3 separate regions of the Homo sapiens genome follow, and regions 1 and 3 are each linked to region 2. The links are chromatin contacts, found by Hi-C or POLR2A ChIA-PET in ENCODE. All regions are on one chromosome and are shown on one strand. The core of a region is the stretch at or near the end of the contact, and the rest is flanking DNA. Distances in the headings are between cores, read along the strand shown.

Region 1 (4,318 bases), core at 998-3,497, 56 kb before region 2:
TGGCAAAACTGCCTTTGACCTTATTTTTTTTTTTTTAAGGCTAAGGAACATGATGTGAAATTAAGAAATAAAGAATGGATTAACATGAATGCCTTAAAGCACGATTTCAATATTGCATGGGAGAAAAACTTTGTATGTAGAAAACAAGGAGGCCCCTCAGAGGCCATCAAATCTGGACAGGATCCTCTTAAAAGCTATAATCTTTCAGTCTCCCAGCTTCCACCTGGCTGTCCCATCTTCCCCCTCGTCTGTCTTCTCTGGGCATGAAGAATACCTAATTCCTGGCCTTAGCATGATAACGCTCGCCCCGTCATAGGAAGGAGGGTCACAGTTTCATTGCACTCGTCCATCTTGCTCTCTTCCCCTCTCCCAGGACTTTCAGAGCAACAGCCTGGCTCTGAAGCTGACCAGTGATTCCAGGAAGTGTGGAAAGAAAAATAAAAAGACCCCAAACCAAGGTTTTAAATGACTATGCCAGGCCAGAAATGCCAAAAGCCAGGACAGGTAGGAGAGCTCAGCCCCCTGTGCAGTTTGCAGTGGGCCCTGGGGGCCTGTGGGCATTGCCACTCTCAGGCCAGACACTCTGAGTCACAGCTTGGCAAGCAATGCAAACACACATTTATACCTTCAACTCTCTAGTCCCCACAAACAAGCGCATTTGGGGGTACCTAATTTATTTTGCTCCCTTCTTTCCTTCTGCATCCAAGACTTGATTGAGAAGTGAATCAGTCTCAAAAAGCAGAAAGAAGGGGAGTGGGAGCACATCCAGACCCTTGCAGGAGATGATGTCTGTGCCAGCCCCTCTTCCCTTCTTCCTCCCTGAAGGTCACCCACAGCCACTCCAACAGCTTCCTACCTCAGCCACCATCATCTCTCTGCCCTGGGGCTTTCTCTGGCCTCAGGAATATGATCTACTTACACATGGAGCGGGTTGAGAGCACAGAGGTGAGCGTCTCAGAAGCAACCCATGAGGAATGGGAGTTGGTAAATAAACACCCAGTTTCCTCCTAGAGGGAGTGCCTCTCCAAATATCCCCATCCAGACTGAGCCCAGGTGCCCACACAAACAACCCACTCATTAACACATCTGCTTCCCACATCCCACTTTCCCTATTTTTTTAAGATGGAATATCGCTCTGTCACGCAGGCTGGAGTGCAGTGGTGCGATCTCAGCTCACTGCAACCTCCACTTCCTAGGTTCAGGCAATTCTCCCATCCCAGCCTCCTGAGTAGCTGAGAGTACAGGCGCACGCCACCATGCCCAGCTAATTTTTATACTTTTAGTAGAGACAGGGTTTCACCATATTGGCCAGGCTGGTCTCGAACTCCTGACCTCAGGTGATCTACCCATCTCGGCCTCCCAGAGTGCTGGGATTGCAGGCATGAGCCACCACATCAGGCCCAACATTCCCTATTTTCTACCATGCTTCCTGGAATCACCTCATGAATAAATCATTGCACCACAATTCTCTCTTCAAGGTATACTCTGAGGGAACCCAAAATGAATTTAGGATGGGGCTTAAAGAATCTAATATGGGGATCATCCACACTCCTGCATGGAGTGTGTCCCTATGCGCCACTATTGGGTCTGCCTGGGTGACAGTCAACCATCTGAGAACCTCAGGCAAGAAGAAAGAAGGAACTGGGCCCCTCACTCCACAGACACTGCCCAGCTCTGAAACTGTTCACTGGAAGCTGGGTCGGGCTGCAGAACTCCCAGGTCCACAGGCAAGTCCTTTCATCTACTTTAAGCCACTTTAACCTGGCATGGAAGGCAGTGGGATTTTGTGTGAGGCAAGTGAGACATACTCTGAAAAGTTGAGGTGACCCCAAGGCATGATTTCTGCTCAGAAGTGCCCGTCCTGGTGAGTTCCGAATTGTCTGTCCCAGCCCCTGCAAAGATGCAGGCGCAATCTCCAGGAAACCCTGGCAACCCGGAAAACACAAATCAGTGAGTACGGATCAAGAGAATTTCATATTGCTTGGAAAGAAAGAAAACATCTTAAACTACTTTCCGAAGAGCCCCAGACCTGAAGCCAGCATGTAGCCGCCAGCACGGGTCCCTCCCGCACACAGCACGTGGCCCATCTCCTGAGCACTTGGGCCGACAACTCCCGGGCCTCTCTTCCCTGTGTCATTCATTTCTCTCAGCAGTTGACCTTTCATCTCTCAGCCCACCCCTGCCACTTGGCCACTAAGCCACAGGAGAGGAGGAATTCCAGGGAGAAGCTGAGAGCAGTCTGGGTGGCCAGAAAGGGAGCAGCCCCATCAGTGAGCCCAGGAGGGGAGGCAAGATCCTAACTCCTGAGCCCAGAGCCAAGGAGGTGGGCAGGGCTGGCGGTAGGGGTGACTCCCCTTGATTCCAAAACCCTTGTGTATTTTCAGGGAAATTGTATCCATATGTTTCTGATTCATTAACACTTAACTCATCAACATGTTATGTGATGAGAGTTATTTGAAGTCCAACACGCCTGTTTAATGAGACTAAAGAGCTTTATTACTCTTATTTTTTGAGAAAGGATGGGATTTTTATTTTCCTCTTTTCTCTCCAGAAAAGCAAGCAGTCACATCCTGTACAGTGATTCAGGCCTACGAAACTGACATCTTTGGAAAGACTACAAGACAAAAAGGCAAAAGTCCATGTATTGGACTTAGATCTGCCTTGACCGAGGTGATCTTCTCTTGACCACTTATCTTCTTGAGCTTCTGCACACATCCAAACTCCTCAAGTGACATAGAAAGATGCTTACGGCCAAAGGATTCGCATGGCATCGAAGTTCCTGAAGTCCCTAACTTATCTGTTTATCGTTGTCACCTCCTCATCATCTATGCCTTGCCCAGACTTTAGTTACATAAATTCTGTTCTTAATGAAAACCTTCAAGATGAAGTCTGAGGAAGTATGAGTGTGGCAGGGGCCAAAAGCAATTCTTTAATGGCTATGAAGATTTAGTCTCCAGAATCAGCTGAACCTCAGACAGAATAAGGTTGCTTGGACAAAAACAGGGAACCGTTGGATGAAAAGAGAAGCAGGAAGAACTGAGCATCCAGGACATGAGGTACCAGATTATTAACTAAGGAAACTGTAGAATCTTCCTTTCTGTACATCCCAAAGTAAAGGGTGATCAGACTCACCTTCTCATTGCATCTTTGACCTACTAAGTTGCTAATTAGCTACCCTTCCCAGAGGCAGAAGAATGGGTAAGATGACCTTCGGGGACCCTTGCTCCCCCAGGGCTTTTACCATTCTCTCCATCAACCCAGCTTAACTCAGCAGAGCCCACTAAGAACAGAGGGCCATTATGTCGTTCTTCTCTTAAGACCACGGACTCCTAGGGATGAAAAGGTCAGATGCCTCCAGTGCCCTCTGGGGCAGCCCATAGTTGCTGGTGCTTTGTCATGCTGGGTGAGGACAAAGCCAGAAAAGTAACCATGGGCTCTCCCAGCTGGTGAATCTAGCCTCCAGTCATCCTCTCTCATTCAGCCAGGGCACAGACTTGGCTGCATGGATTATTCTGGCTCCTGAGCACAGAGTTGAGGTACCATGCATGAAGATGGCAGTTTAGATGCTGGAATGATTTCACACACTGAGAATGGGGGTGGGAAAGAGAAACCATCTGTGTGCAAGTGAGTGTTGATGTCCATAGAATCCCAGATGCAGAGAATGTTGCTTACTGAATACCTCAGTCCAGTTATTCCCGCTGCAGAGATGACATCTAGTCCTACATTGCTTTTTCCTCCGATACCAAGGTTACAACTTATGGATGGAATAATTCCTGTGTCAATCAACATACCTTTATTAAATACCTGGGACAGAGGGGGAGAGAGAGAGAGAGAGAGAGGAGGCACCAAAGACAGAAGCCTCAGTCTTTTTACAACCTAACCTTAGAGGTGATATTCTATTGCTTCTGCTGTATTTTCTCCACTAGAAGCAAGTCTAGTGTAAATAAGACTGACTTACTCTAAGTCCAGCTCATGCTCAACATGAAGGGGTTCCACAAGGGTGTGACTACTTGGAGGCAGGGATCACTGGGGGCCATCTCGGAGGCTGCCTTCCACATACAACCAGGGTGGAAGTCAGAAGATGTGCATTCAACCTGGCTCAGTCTTTGCCACTTTCTGGGCATAAGCCTCATGCCTCTGGGATTTCCATTCTATCAGCAAAGCAAATGAGTTAAGATTTTTTTTCTGTTGGTAAGAGCCATGACATAGTGCCCTTGGAGAGTAGGTGGCAGACCCCTCAGGTGGCTAAATGCCTTGAAAAGTCAACCATCCCTGCCTTTTTTACAGAAAACCTTCTTCCTGGGCCATACACATGAGC
Region 2 (4,289 bases), core at 5-2,504:
TGGCACCAGCATCCAGATAACTGCATTATACAGAAACAAAAGCCACACCCTTGACACCATCTGCTTTCACCTCCCAAATTCAATCCGTCACCAAGCCTTGGTCTCTTGTCTACTTTAGATCTCAATCAACACCTTTCCTGGCCAGACCTAAACCATCATCAAATCTTTCTCTCTGCTGAACCATTGATGTTGACAGTAGCATCTCCCTTTACACAGCTCCTCCAGTCAATACATCACCCACTTGGCACCCTCTAATCTCACATGCCATCCTCTTAACATTTTTAAAGGCTTCCCAATGTACTTGATCATGGTTTGATCTCTGTCTCTCCCTCCAGCCTCATCCTGTACCATGTAGGGAGTTTCCCTCTGCCCTTCTCCAGCCAAAATGACTCCGTAAGTACTTACTCACTGATTTATGTAGACATCTGATGAATGGCTTTCTCCCCAGTGGGCTGAGAGTTCCATGAGCACAGTATCTACGTGTGTTTATCCTCCACTAATTTTCTACCACCTAAATGTATGGCATATGCTATGTGATCAATATCTGTGACTGAATTTTAAAAAATGATTAGGTTAATTGTTCTGAACCAGAGCCATTTTTTCCCTCACTTCCCCAGCCTCCCAAAGAAACAGGTGGCAATGTTTGGGAATATTTTGGGTTGTCATAGCTGCCAGGCTTCTCTGGTGTCCAGTGGGTAATGGCCAGGGATGTTGCCAAACATCCTAGGGTGCACAAGACAGCCCACTGAAAGTTACCCTGCCCATTGTGTCAACAGTGCCAAGACTGAGAAATCCTGACCTAGATGAAAAAGAAGGAATATTTCTATTTTGATCATATTGAATTGGGTTCTGTAGAGTCAAGTCCTTACAGAAATAAATTTATTATCTCTGGATGCTGTGAGAGACTTAAACAGTCATGCATACACACACACTCAATGACTGTTACATTTCCTACAGGCAGGAGAAGCATATCTGAATGGTCTCTTGTACTCATCCAATGCCTGGCACAGGGCTGGGATTCAGTTTCTCAATAACACCTCTCTGGGAAAGCCTCACTTAACATAAAAAGGACCTCAAAACTGAGGGCAGCCCTTGAGCTGCACGAAAAGGACCACCTTATTTCACAAATGTGACCAAAGTGCAGCAAAGGTGAGTGACAGCACAGTAGAGCCCCGCCCACCTGCTGAGCCATGCCCCTTCCCTGTCACAATGGCCAAGGCCTTAAATACCCAGACTCCTGGCCCCCGGGCCTTGCAAAGCCCCTCATTTTGGCAGAACTTACCATGTCGACCAGCCGCAAATTAAAGAGTCATGGCATGAGGAGGAGCAAGAGCCGATCTCCTCACAAGGGAGTCAAGAGAGGTGGCAGCAAAAGAAAATACCGTAAGGGCAACCTGAAAAGTAGGAAACGGGGCGATGACGGTGAGTGAGGGATGGGGAGGAGATTGCCAAACTTAGGCACACATTGCTGCCAGGCCCTCCCTCTTGGAGGCAGCTCTCACAGGACCCTGAAATCTTGGCCTGAGATTATTTCCAATAACTAAATGCAGATTTGAGCAACAAGAGTCTTGATGGGAATGTTCTAATTCGTGTCTCTGTTGCAAACCTGTCCTTTCCCACAGCCAATCGCAATTACCGCTCCCACTTGTGAGCCCCCAGCGGGCTCTGCCCTGGTGCGCTTCACACAGCACCAAGCAGCAACAAGAACAGCAGAAGGGGAACTGCCAAGGAGACCTGATGTTAGATCAAAGCCAGAGAGGAGCCTATGGAATGTGGATCAAATGCCAGTTGTGACGAAATGAGGAATGTATATGTTGGCTGTTTTTCCCCAACATCTCAATAAAACTTTGAAAGCAGAAATGTTTACTTTGATCTTTTGGTTGGAAAGACTTGAGTTCCTGAGCTAGGTGGGTTTGGGGAAGAATTGGCCAGTATGAAACCATTAAATGTGACTTGGAAAATATCAAAAGTAATTTGTCCTCCAATTCCCTCCCACCACCGTGGGAGGTGGTCCTACTCTGGCCACACACTATTGCCGTATTTGTCTTCATCCCAGTGTGCTGTCTCTCTCCTCAACATGGAAAGGGAGAAGAGATAAAAAAGGGAGAAATGCATTCATTAGCATTAACCAAAGGATTCAAGCTGTTTTTGTTAGAGCTTAAACCAAAGGATGCAAGCTGTTTTCGTCAGAGCTTATAGCATAGAGGTGTTGAAAGCTAAACTAAATCTAAAGACTTGGCCCGGAGATAGAGATCACCTGGAGGAGCTCTTAGAAGCTCTTAATTCATTGATCATATGGGCAGTATTAGCAGGCTAAGAGATGGGAACACCTTCTGAACAGAGACCAACATGTTCTTTGTAAAGGATCCTATTGGTAACAGTGGAAGTGATGAGAGTTTAGATTTCTTTAGGTTATTTTGGTAGCTATGTTGGGCTTGAGGTGGGCAAGACTGAAGAGTGGGATATTGCCTCGTAGCATGCCATAAGCCTTAGTCCAGTGTGCCTAGAAGTAGGAATTGTCTCAATCTGAGTATTGATCATTTGACAGAGAGAGAGAGAGAGAACTGACTTTAGGGATAGAGCTGGTTCTGCTCATTTAGGAAATTCCTAAGCCCTCACTTTACCTTGTCCCTGAGTTGTAACACAATTTATGATGTCTCTGGTCAAGGATATGACATTCACCCACTCAGAGGTGGATCGTATTTTTCTTGTTTCCTGTTGCCTCAGAGGTAGCTCCAGGGTAGAAATGAGACTCATATTTAAACTCAAGAACCAACCACCCACGTGGTTTCTGGGGAAGTAACCAGGAAAGGGTATAAGCAGGAAGGAATGAGGGGGCATGAGGTTAGACACGAAGTTTCCAGCAGTCAGGGGTGTGAGACATGGGAAGAGGACACTATTAAGTCTGAGCCTCATGCAAATGTGTGGGTACCAGGATGTTGGTCCTATAAGGGGTGGCAAGGGGTGTTCCTGTGGGTCAGAATCTAGAAATGCAATAAAAAAAAGCATGTTCATTTTTCAGATAAGTTATTTCACTTGTTGGGGTAAAATATTTCAAGTCCTCACTCTTCCATAACCCTAAGAATGAGCATGCTGATTCAGAGCTGTTTTCAAGTTCATGTGAAAAACATCTCTCCTTACCATCAGGCACACAGATACTTCAAAGTTTTCCATTGTCAGTTTCCCTTTTTGTTAAATGGAGGATAGGGATAGGGAAAATGCTTCATAACCCTCATCCTCCATGGTTGTGTATATTTTACCTCCTAAATGTGACTTTTGTTTGTCTTTGCTTCTCTAACCAAACTCAGATTAGTCTCAAATAATCCTATATGTGTCCGTAGTGTCACTGAACGAAGCTCTAACTTCTTAGAAGTTTGCACACATATCTGATCTGGATTCCCTCCTTCAAATCTCTGAAAGAACTCATCAGCCATGGCTCTCACCCTGCTCTCATGCCTCCTGGGACTTCCTCTGCCTCTGTATAAAATATAAACACACTTTGCAACACATGAAATCTAGAAAATAAATCCAAAAAGTAAAAATTGTTTAATTATTTTAATGTGCTTTTGCTGCTCTTGCTGTAAATTCTTTTAAACTTAGCCTCATAGGTTGGGTTCTCAGGGAGTGGAGATGGAGCTTGAATGCAAGATGTTTATTAGAGGTCAGTACTTGAAGAGGGAGGCTGCAGGGTCGTACAGAAGAAGGAGCTGCACAAACCATCAGGCAGTATAGCCAGGCCTTTATACCATTTATACCCCCCCTGGCTGGGCTGCGCCAGTAAGACATGGCATTTCCCTGCTGAGGCAGACTCAGAAGGGAGCATCAGCTGGAGGTTCCTTGGTGGACCACACACCCACAATCTGAGCAGCTCACCTCGGTGTCTATTACAATTGCTCTCTGGATGATCTGTATCTTTTCTCAGCCTCTGGTCCCCATCTTCCCCTTAAGCCTCTTCACAGCTTGCTGCCTTGCCACTTCCTGCTATGACTGTGTGTCATGAGTCTTCAAATGCTCTTGTGCACAGCTCACTTCTTGTGGATTGCCAATTTGCACAAAGATGACCTCTCCCATAGGACAAAGTCAACAGTCAGGAACAAACTAGAATACCGTGATGCTGAGTGTGCAACATTTACTTCCCTCAGGAAACTTGTTATGATTAGGGAGCCACAGATCCCTGCAGATGGTCCAAATGAAGACTTTGTCAAAGGGATTATTTACAGAGGAGAGACACCTAGAGCCTACCAATGAGGTCTTCAGACCCTTAGGACTGAGAAGGCAAAAGGGCAAAA
Region 3 (3,784 bases), core at 635-3,134, 55 kb after region 2:
TCCAGAGAACAAGCATTAACCACTTATCTTTCTTCCTTAATTGCATCTCCTGGTCTACTTCTGGGAAGAGGAGAGCCATCCAGGAGGCCAAAGTAGAAATAAGTCAGAAATAAGGAGGCTGTGGTTTGTGAACTCCACTATTAAGCATTTAACAGGGCAGGGTGCGGTGGCTCACGCCTGTAATCCCAGCACTTTGGGAGGCCAAGGCAGGCGGATCGCAAGGTCAAGAAATCAAGACCATCCTGGCCAACATGGTGAAACCCCGTCTCTACTAAAAATACAAAAATTAGCTGGGTAAGGTGGCACATGCCTGTAGTCCCAGCTACTCGGGAGGCTGATGCAGGAGAATCACTTGAACCTCGGAGGCGGAGGTTGCAGTGAGCCGAGATGGCGCCAATGCACTCCAGCCTGGTGACAGAACGAGACTCTGTCTCAAAAAAAAAAAAAAGAATTCAAACAGGAGAGTATACCTCCTCGACTCTGACCACCTTGCAAGGCCATCTGCCAACCATAGTCACCACTCAGCAGCTGCTAGGAAGATGGCGCCCAGCAGAGAGGAAATACCTCAAAGAAACAGGGATGAGAATGGCCCTGCAAAATTGGTGCAATGACTAAACCAGATGGTGCCATCTCTGATGGCAAAAGCTTCACTATAAAAACCAAGAGCACTCTGAAAACAACACGGTTTTCTTCTAAACTTGGAGAGAAGTATGAAAGAACTACAGGTGATGGCAGAAAAAACTCAGACTATTTGTCTGCAACTTTACAAAGCGTGCATTGGTTCAACACTGGGAATGGGATGAGGAAAGAAAAACGCAAGAAGAAGAAAAGTGGGAGACAAAAAAGCAGGGATGGAATGCATTATGAACAATGTCACCTGTACTCAGATCTGTGAAAATAAAAAAAGCAGAATAAAAATTTCCTTACTGCTTTGGAGAGCAATTAGCTGAGAGAAGGAACAATTTCAGTTCAATGAACATATCTCCATCCTGCTTGTTTTTGTTTTTATTTTTTTCATTACTGTGTTTAATTATCTTCATCACAAATATTTTACATGCAGCTATTTTAAAGTGTTGGCTTAGATTAGGATCAGCCTTTGGTTAGTAAATAAATGTGTGTTTTTGCTCAAAATAAAATAAAATAAGGAATTCGAGCAAGAGGCAAACACCCAACAGAGTTTCTAGCTATTATCCCAACAGGGAAGTTATCATTCAGGTGTATGCTTGTAGGACCTGATGAAGTTCTAAAATTTTTATAATTATTCCTTCATTTAGTAAAACAAAGATGTGGGCAGGCGGGGTGGGGAGGTGACAGGCTTGTCTTTGGAGGCAGCGAGGAAATAGGAGCCAGGAAGAGAGTGTTCCACTCTGCCTTTATTGGCGGAGAAGCAGGTTAAAGAACAGAAAGGATGGTGGCAGTTCCCAAGAAGAGAGAGAGAAGGAGGGACCTACCATGATGAACCAAAATCACAGGAGCTGCTGTCCCTGGGGCAGGGACTCAGAGCCAGGCCTTGGACTCAGTACTTGCCTTATCCAATCCCAACTCTCCCAGTCAGCCAAAGGTTATGTCTAGTTTTTATCTTTACAGATAAAGACACTGAAACTCAGAGGGGTTCAGTGACCTACCTGGAACACTCAACTTGAAAGTGGCAGAGTCCTGGAGGTGACCTGCATCAAAAAGTGTTCCAGGCACAGGGGAGACATGGCAAAGGACTGGGAGTGGGAGGGAGCAGGAGAAATTCAAGAACGAGAACCTGAAGGGCGAGCCGTGAGAATGAGTCACAGAGCAATTGGGAGCAGGGGAGCGGGGACTAGGCCTCTCTCCATGCTGAGTTCTCAGGAGCACAACCAGCACTGATGAAGCAACTGTCATGTGCGAGGTGTCAGGGGATGTGCTCCCTCTGCTCTCGGAGACTCTGATCAATGGGAAGAAAATAGACAAAAGAGCTCATCACTGAGTGACCAAGTGCAAAGACCCAGCGAATCCTGGGGCCAGAACCTGCAGACTCAGCAGCCTCTAAGTCTAGTTTGCTTCAGATTTCAGTGCTTGAAAAGACAGGAGCCCCAGAAAGTTCTGCCCTCCCTCCTTTCCTCCCTTCCTTCCTCCCTCCCTTCCTTCCTTCCTTCTCTCCTTCCTTCCTTCTCTCCTTCCTTCCTTCTCTCCTTCCTTCCTTCTCTCCTTCCTTCCTTCTCTCCTTCCTTCCTTCCTTCTCTCCTTCCTTCCTTCTCTCCTTTCCTTCTCTACTTCCTTCCTTCTCTCCTTCCTTCCTTTCTTCTTTCATTTTTGCCAATACAAACTATGAGCCAGACCCTAAGAAAACAATTTGACAAGCATCTTCCCCCTGCCCTGATGTCCATGATTCTGACATCCACTCCAAGAAGCGTGAATTTTCATCATTCCCATTTTAAATTATGAAGAAACTGAGTTCTCACAGCTGGTTGGTGACCATGCATGGACTTGAACTCTAATCTCCAAACCTCTACGCCTTGCTTTGTGTTGTTTTCCCCAAACCCTCTAGTCTCACCCTCGCCTTTTCCTTTCTGAGGCAGCTGTTGAACAAACCCAGCCAACCCCATGAGCTCCACCCCCACTCCTGCCACGGCTGCCATCAGAAAGCGGACAGGCCAGGACAGTAAAAGGGCGCACTGGCATGCTGCCCTGAGAGCAGCGGGTCACAGGCTGTGCCAGGGCTGGGCTCCAGCATGAGCTAAATCTGCCTCTCCCTTCCTGCCCGCCCGCGCCCCCACCCCCCCCCCCCGCCACAACCCCGACCCTGGCCAAAGTGGCGGGGAGCGGGAAACTAAAGGAAAGAACATGTTAACCATCTGCAAATATCATGAGAGGTGTGAACATAGAGAGCCAGGATACGATGTATACCCACTCTCCAGGGCACCCACGACTGGGGGCTGGGCAGGGGCAGGAGCAGCTGCTACAGGACCAATTTATGAAAGACACAAAAGAAAGATGAAGGTGGAGGGAGCCTGACCCAAAAGGATTAGGATATGAAATTGCAGAGGCATAGAGGGTCGGGACACAGCTGTAGAAAGGCCTGTAAGATGGCCTGGCTTGAAGAATTTTCAGCCTCACCAGACCCTAGCGGTGGGGTTCACTGCCCCAGCCTCCTGGCTGGGAGTCCAGGCTGGGCTGAGTGGAGGGAGGTCCCTGCTACTGCCTCCCAGAGCTGAGGGGAAGAAAGAAAGGCTGACCTTTGAGGAGAAGCTTGGGGTTGGGATGAGGAAACAAGCACTCTACCCTTGTAAGATGTGTCTGGCAGCAGAATCTAGAATCCTGGCTGACCCAGAGCCTCATCATGTGTTCTTTTTGTTTTCTGTAATGACAAAGATAAAGAGTGGGAAAAATAAACCAATGAAACATGCAGAACTCCTCTTTCACCTGCCTTGACCCTGAAGAAAGCAATCCCATTGGCAGACTAGGGGCTGGAGGGAGCACACAAGCTCAATAGCAGGCTCCAAGGTCCCGCCACCATGAGCACTAACTGGTAGCCTGCTCCACCTTTTCCCACTCCCATCCCCTGGCTTGAGAAGATTGTCAGGCTAAGCTGCCCCTGAGATGGACACCAGCACGCGTCACTCAATCTCTGGAAGTGTTGGTCCATCCCCTTACATCTGCAGCTGTCAGGCAGCCTCTTTGAGAACAGGCTCTGGTTACAGGGTATAAACAGGCCACAGAATCAGCTGGCCCTGGTCTGGCCCATGCTGCTGGTGCTTCTAACTTGAGGGGTGGGGAGCAGTGACAAAGCTGGAGGAGGGATTTGCAAAGTGGG

What was found. A loop is a pair of places that touch in the nucleus more often than their neighbours do. ChIA-PET counts read pairs that join two places held with the same protein, here RNA polymerase II (POLR2A). Pooled maps may share reads with other maps.
Region 1: a map of heart left ventricle shows a loop between it and region 2 (2.3-fold over the local background). The contact joins the enhancer-like site here to the promoter of TNP1 in region 2. A Hi-C loop is called at or near these places in 2 of 168 maps with a recorded cell type or tissue (heart left ventricle and heart right ventricle) and 1 of 50 pooled maps. POLR2A ChIA-PET finds 5 or more read pairs at or near these places in 2 of 52 experiments (A549 and A673).
Region 3: a map with no recorded cell type shows a loop between it and region 2 (2.8-fold over the local background). The contact joins the enhancer-like site here to the promoter of TNP1 in region 2. A Hi-C loop is called at or near these places in 1 of 168 maps with a recorded cell type or tissue (psoas muscle), 1 of 37 single-sample maps with no recorded cell type and 1 of 50 pooled maps. POLR2A ChIA-PET finds 5 or more read pairs at or near these places in 1 of 52 experiments (activated T-cell).

What each region holds. Positions count from the first base shown.
Region 1 is chr2:216,913,725-216,918,042 of GRCh38, reverse strand. No RefSeq gene overlaps it. Among named protein-coding and RNA genes, the nearest start is that of TESHL, 45 kb to the right of the region's middle. Within about 2 kb of position 2,247, at least 2 of the 41 ENCODE cell types and tissues checked have a DNase peak (open chromatin) inside an H3K27ac peak, as active enhancers do.
Region 2 is chr2:216,857,029-216,861,317 of GRCh38, reverse strand. It overlaps TNP1 (transition protein 1), which reads left to right and starts at 1,254. Exons shown (of 2, transcript NM_003284.4): 1 at 1,254-1,422; 2 at 1,623-1,860. The coding sequence starts at 1,284. The coding sequence ends at 1,651. LOC124906118 (a long non-coding RNA gene) reads left to right here. Exons shown (of 3, transcript XR_007088082.1): 2 at 336-393; 3 at 958-1,064. LOC124907979 (a long non-coding RNA gene) reads right to left here. Exons shown (of 2, transcript XR_007088084.1): 2 at 3,541-4,174.
Region 3 is chr2:216,802,856-216,806,639 of GRCh38, reverse strand. IGFBP-AS1 (IGFBP5 antisense RNA 1) reads right to left here. Exons shown (of 6, transcript NR_187138.1): 5 at 3,253-3,328. It also overlaps the pseudogene FABP5P14. Among named protein-coding and RNA genes, the nearest start is that of TNP1, 55 kb to the left of the region's middle. Within about 2 kb of position 1,884, at least 6 of the 41 ENCODE cell types and tissues checked have a DNase peak (open chromatin) inside an H3K27ac peak, as active enhancers do; they include psoas muscle, where a contact is called at or near this core.